2 separate regions of the Homo sapiens genome follow, and region 2 is linked to region 1. Evidence: read pairs that join two places in POLR2A ChIA-PET (ENCODE). Cell type or tissue: OCI-LY7. All regions are shown on one strand. Each heading gives the region's core, and the rest is flanking DNA. Links, peaks and the distances in the headings are about the cores only. Region 1 overlaps CTCF (CCCTC-binding factor). Region 2 overlaps ATP6V0D1-DT (ATP6V0D1 divergent transcript).

The links. ChIA-PET counts read pairs that join two places held together with the same protein. Peaks named below come from ENCODE experiments on the same cell type or tissue, not always from the same donor. Only the 100,000 strongest peaks of a DNase experiment are listed, where the experiment ranks them.
Region 2: POLR2A ChIA-PET joins it to region 1 with 15 read pairs; 4 of 35 experiments call an interaction of 5 or more read pairs at or near these places.

The regions. Positions count from the first base shown.
Region 1 is chr16:67,638,007-67,640,921 of GRCh38, reverse strand. It overlaps CTCF (CCCTC-binding factor), which reads right to left. Exons shown (of 12, transcript NM_006565.4): 12 at 1,745-2,915. Among named protein-coding and RNA genes, the nearest start is that of CARMIL2, 5.7 kb to the left of the region's middle. In OCI-LY7, for the core only: no CTCF peak of the experiment used is centred there; no DNase peak of the experiment used is centred there.
Region 2 is chr16:67,503,094-67,506,008 of GRCh38, reverse strand. It overlaps ATP6V0D1-DT (ATP6V0D1 divergent transcript), which reads right to left. Exons shown (of 4, transcript NR_184227.1): 4 at 1-1,984. Among named protein-coding and RNA genes, the nearest start is that of AGRP, 21 kb to the right of the region's middle. RefSeq lists an enhancer at 1,172-1,281. In OCI-LY7, for the core only: no CTCF peak of the experiment used is centred there; a DNase peak (open chromatin) is centred at 1,478; H3K27ac peaks cover 1,223 bases.

The DNA.
Region 1 (2,915 bases), core at 416-2,915:
AAAACAAAAATGAGCCAGGTGTGATGGCATGGCCCATAGTCCCAGCTATCCAGGAGGCTGAGGTAGGAGGATTGCTTGAGCCTAGTTCAAGGTCACAGTGAGCTGATTGTGCCACCACATCCCAGCCTAGGTGACAGAGTGAGACCCTGTCTCAAAAAAAACTTGGAATTAAAAAAAAGTTGGGGCCGGGTGTGGTGGCTCATGCCTGTAATCCTAGAACTTTGGGAGGCCGAGGCGGGCAGATCACCTGAGGTCAGGAGTTCCAGACCAGCCTGGTCAACATGGTGAAACCCCATCTCTACTAAAAATACAAAAATTAGCAAGGTGTGGTGGTGGGTGCCTGTAATCCCAGCTTCTCAGGAGGCTGAGGCAGGAGAATCCCTTGAACCCGAGGTGGAGGTTGAAGTGATCCAAGATTGTGCCACTGCACTCCAGCTTGGGTGACAGAGCGAGACTCCGTCTCAAAAAAAAAAAAGAAAAAAAGAAAAAAAGTTTTGGCTGGCTGGTAGGGGGTACCCTGGCGGGTAAACCCGTGGATGGGATAGAGAACTCAAGCTCCAACAGCCTGAGACCACTAACTTTCAGACCAACGAGTTAACTGCCTGGCTGAGTCCCGAGGCCCCAGGAGGCCCTGGGTCGTTTTCCTGGGAGACCCATCTGTGTGGACAGCACTAGCCAGCTAAAAGCTTCACACATTTTGCTCTGTTACTTCTAATTGACAACTCCTAAGTTGGAATTTAGGTTAAAAAACTCAAGTGGTTTAAGCTTTCACCTCAAGTGGGTTTGCCAAAGCAATCTGCCTAGGAATGGCAGCAGCAGCAAGATAATTTTCCACTCACGCCTAAGATTCCAAACACGACACAACTCCCTTTCCAACCACCTTCCTGAAGTGCTACCAGGCAGCTCTATTATCTAAGACGGTCTCTTCACTACTCGGTGGTTGTGCATCTGTCTCTCCTTTCAAATGAACTTCTCTAGGGCAGACTGGGCCCAGCTCCTCTCTGTTCCCTCACACCTGGCAGAGCTCCAGGTACATCTGATCCTAGGCCTCCTTGAGCTGAGAGCCTGAGTAGACCAGCTTCCCCTCAGCCCCTTTCACTCTAAGCAGCTCTACGCCCCATCTACTCTGTGCATGGGGCACTTACTCCTCAAGTGGATCATGGAAGCTGGCTGCTGTCCATCTACTCACCTGTCTACTTAGACACACATTTTGGGGAGTTAAGAAGTTACAGCAGGGGCCGGGTGTGGTGGCTCACGCCTGTAATCCCAGCACTTTGGGAGGCCTAGGCAGGCGGATTACAAGGTCAGGAGATCGAGACCATCCTGGCTAACACAGTGAAACCCAGTCTCTACTAAAAATACAAAAAATTGGCCAGGCATGGTGGCAGGCGCCTGTAGTCCCAGCTACTCGGGAGGTTGAGGCAGGAGAATGGCGTGAACCTGGGAGGTGGAGGTTGCAGTGAGCTGAGATTGCGCCACTGCACTCCAGCCTGGGCAACAGAGCGAGACTCCATCTCAAACAAAACAAAACAAAACAAAACAAAACAAAAAAACAGTTACAGCAGGATGCGCTCAATATCCAGTCACCCGCCAAGATCATATCGTCCCATCTGCTAGAGAAAGTACCATCCCAGGGAACAGAGGTTGCCTGTGAAAGGCAGCAGCCTGCACAGCCTGGAACCATGTATGCAGCCCCCCAGCCTCCCTCAAGCAGGCAGGAATCACGCAAGATGGAGTCTTTGGAGCACTTGTTAATCCGTTATGATTTATTAGCTGTACAGCAGTAGATCCTCCTCCCCAGCTTTCAACCCCATTACATATTTTATTACAGGTCTCATGTTGGCGTCCTAAAATAATGAAAAATATCACACAGTACAGCTAAGTACAAAATGCATCAACCTAGAGTCTGATAGCTAACTGATGGCTCTCTTAAAAGCAATACACAGAAGAAAAAAGTGTTTGAAATCAGTAAGACTGAGGCTCTCTAAAAAACACATTTTTAAACATGTGACAGTTCATGTGCAAGAATCACTTTTTAGTTGGTTTTGCTTCACATTATTTTATTTTTTGAAGATCCAAGGTTTAAATTACTGACCTAGTGAAATTTTCTGGCCCAGCTTATAAGGGCTGCTGTGAACCACTCATAATCACCCTTCTGCCTTAACAGAAGATTTATAAAACACAACAATCAGCTACAAACAGGGCAAAGAAAATGTCGATGGGAAATCATAACTGAAAGTTAATTATACAAGGTTCAAATGCTGGCTCCGTGGGCTGGAAATCATGATCTGCCACGTGCATGTCCGTCACTGGTGGGCAGTGGTCTGGGTGCCATTCTGCTACATGATTGTGATCCAATTCCTTGTCAACATTTACACACTACAGAGTCTGTGGTAACTTAATTTGCAAGTAATTAAAATGCTGGGTTTTCTTACACTGCACTTCTTTTCAACCTCTTAATTAATGGAAAAGATTAAAATGTAAAAAAAGTTATTTACAAGCTTGACCATACCAGAAACTTTGCCAAGAAAGAGGCAAAGCTTTCAGGACAGAACCTGATCGTAGCATGCCATACTACTGGTGTGCAGCTGACTCCAAGCAAAGGGAGTCAGGGAAAAGCAAAAGCAAAAAACAGTTTAAAACTCTAAGTCCTTCCCAAGTATGCATTTACAATTAAAAACTCTCTTGGGAAGAAGACCATAGAACTCTGGGAAGCCTGGTGGCCATTCTGGAGTGGTTTACCACATGGAGGGAGGGGTCAATGTCTCCGTTTCCATCTAGGAAAACGAGTTAGTTGTCAACACTGTCCTCAGCACTTCACAGTAAACCCTCAGGGACTCAGAACATTCCATGATTTGCTAACATCAGACAGCAAGTTCTAGTTAAATCACATTTTTTTCTAACATCATCCTTGA
Region 2 (2,915 bases), core at 154-2,653, 130 kb after region 1:
TTTGTATTTTTAGTAGAGATGGGGTTTCACCATGTTAGCCAGGATGGTCTCGATCTCCTGACCTCATGATCCGCCCGCCTTGGCCTCCCAAAGTGCTGGGATTACAGGCGTGAGCCACCGCGCTCAGCCAGCCCAGCTAATTTTTATATTGTTAGTAGAGATGGGGTTTCATTATGTTGGTCAGGCTGGTCTCGAACTCCTGATCTCAAGTGATCCTCCCACCTCAGTCTCCCAGCGTTGAGATTACAGGCATGAGCCACTGTGCCCAGCCAACACAACATACTTTTAATGAAAAATAACTACATTTTTCCAAACCAAAAAGAAAGTGAAAACAGTGGTATTGTTTTGTATTTTTTGCAAATCTCTTCAATGTCTGGTTTAATATTCTGGTTTAATTCCCATATCTGCTTCTATACTCAACCTGTTTCAACATCACATGTCACAAACAGCCAGGCGCAGTGGCTCACACCTATAATCCCAGCACTTTGGGAGGTGAAGGCGGGAGGATCACTTGAGGCCAGGAGTTGGAAGACCAGTCTGGGCAACATAGCAAGACCCCTCTGTCAGTATAAAAAACAAAATAAAAAAACACATGTCATGTAGCCTCTGGAAAATCCCACTGTACACTCATGAAAGACAAATAATATCTTTTTTTTTTTTTTTGAGACAGTGTCTTGCTCCATCACCCAGGCTGGAGTGCAGTGGTGAGATTTCAGCTCACTGCAATCTCTGCCTCCCGGATTCAAGCAATTCTCCTGCCTCAGCCTCCTCCTGAGTAGCTGGGATTACAGGCATGCATCACCACACCCAGGTAATTTTTGTATTTTTAGTAGAGACTGGGTTTCACCATGTTGGCCAGGCTGGTCTGAAACTCCTGACCTCATTATCCATTTGCCTTGGCCTCCCAAAGTGCTGAGATTATAGGCGTGAGCCACCGTGCCCAGCTGACAAATAACATCTTAATATTACCGTGAACCTAGTGTAGACTTTATGGATACTTCAAAAGGACCGCACTTTGGAAACCACAGAGTTAAACAATATCAAGTCTCATTGGCTTCATGCAATAAAAATGTACTCCAATGAAGACTGGCCAGCTTCCCATGGAGAGCTGGCTTTTTCCATCATGCTGTAAATTATACCATCTGGAATGCGTGGTTTCCAAGTTTACTGAGAGAGAGAAGGGGGCTGGTGAATCAGGTGGGATGCTTTTAAGGGTAGGGCCTGAGCCAGGCACACTGGCTCATGCCTATATGACATCAGCTATTAGGGAGGCTGAGGTGGGAGGATTGTTTGAGCACAGGAGGTTGAGGCTGCAGTGAGTCATGATCACAGCACTGCACTCCAGCCTGGGTGACAGAACAAGACTCAGACCTTTAAATAAAAAAAAGACTAGGGCCTAGAGGTGGGGCATGTCACTGGAAATGTCATCTTCCTGTGTGTCCAGGAAGAGAATTGGGTGTGGTGAACACTTAGCATCTGCTCCACCCCTGGGGTGATCGTGGCGCTCACATGATCCTGTGACCGGAAGCCTCCACAGGGTCACTTCATGAACATTTCTCATGTTTCTGCAGCATTTTCAAACAGTTGCCCTGTTAGTGACAGCAGTTATAACAGGTGACTTTGACTTCGAGCATTTGTCCCATTCAAATTAATTTTTCTATTTTAATTATAAAAGTAATACATGTTCACACACACAAAGCATCATTTCAATGATCAGAAGGACAAAAGAGAAAGATAAACATTACACCCCATGGAACCTCCTTGAACTGTGTCACCACCCGCGAGAAGCATAGTGAATTCTCTCAAAAAGTTTCTTTGCATCTCTAAGCTTACATCTACATCTATTTTTTGGAATGCAGTTGGGGTCATATTATGCATACTGTTCTATAAATCCGGAAGGAGGGGCATTAAGTAGACAAGATGATATGCAGAAGCAGATGGAAGGTAGAAAAACTCCTCTGCATGAATTCAGGGCTCCCTCTGGCTGAAAGAAGAAAAAGAAGAGCGTGGCTGGGGATGTGGCCGTAGAGCAATGACAGTCAGGCCTAGCCTCCCAGCAGCACGCAGGAGAGGCAGCCAGACCCCCAGATGGACTGCCCAGTCCTCACAGGCAGATAGGGTGTGGACAGCCTCACAAAAATGCCTGGGTCCCCAGCACTGCAGAGTCTTCAGCAAGTTGCTGGGCCTAGAGTCGTGACGACTAGGCATGGTGGCCTTCTCAGTGGTCATCTGTGAGGACACATAACCATGGACTAATTCCCCTCCTACCCTCTGCGTGGCATAACCCTGAACAGAGAACAAACACAAGAACAAACCTAGTGCCAGGAGTGGAACCCTGCCTGTTTTTGTATAACCCACAAGTCAAGAATGGTTCCTTCCTTCCTTCCTTCCTTCCTTTCTTCCTTCCTTCCTTCCTTCCTTCTCTTTCTTTCTTTTCTTTCTTTCAGAGGGTGTCTTGTTCTGTCGCCCAGGCTGGAGTGCAGTGGTGTGATCTTGGCTCACTGCAACCTCCGCCTCCTGGGTTCAAGCGATTCTCCTGCCTCAGTCTCCCAAGTAGCTGGGATTACAGGCATCTGCCACCACACCTGGCTAATTTTTGTATTTTAGTAGAGACAGGGTTTCACTATGTAGGTCAAGCTGGTCTTGAACTCCTGACCTCAAATGATCCATCCGCCTCGGTCTCCCAAAGTGCTGGGATTACAGGCGTGAGCCACTGTGCCCGGCCTTATTGATTGATTGATTGAGACAGGGTTTCATTCTGTCATGCAGGCTGAGTGCAGTAGTGGGATCACAGCTCACTGCAGCCTCAACCTCCTGGGCTCAAGGGATCCTCCAGCCTCAGCCTCCCAAGGATTTTTTTTTTTTTTTGAGTCGGAGTCTTGCACTCTCGCCCAGGCTGGAGTGCAGTGGCGCAA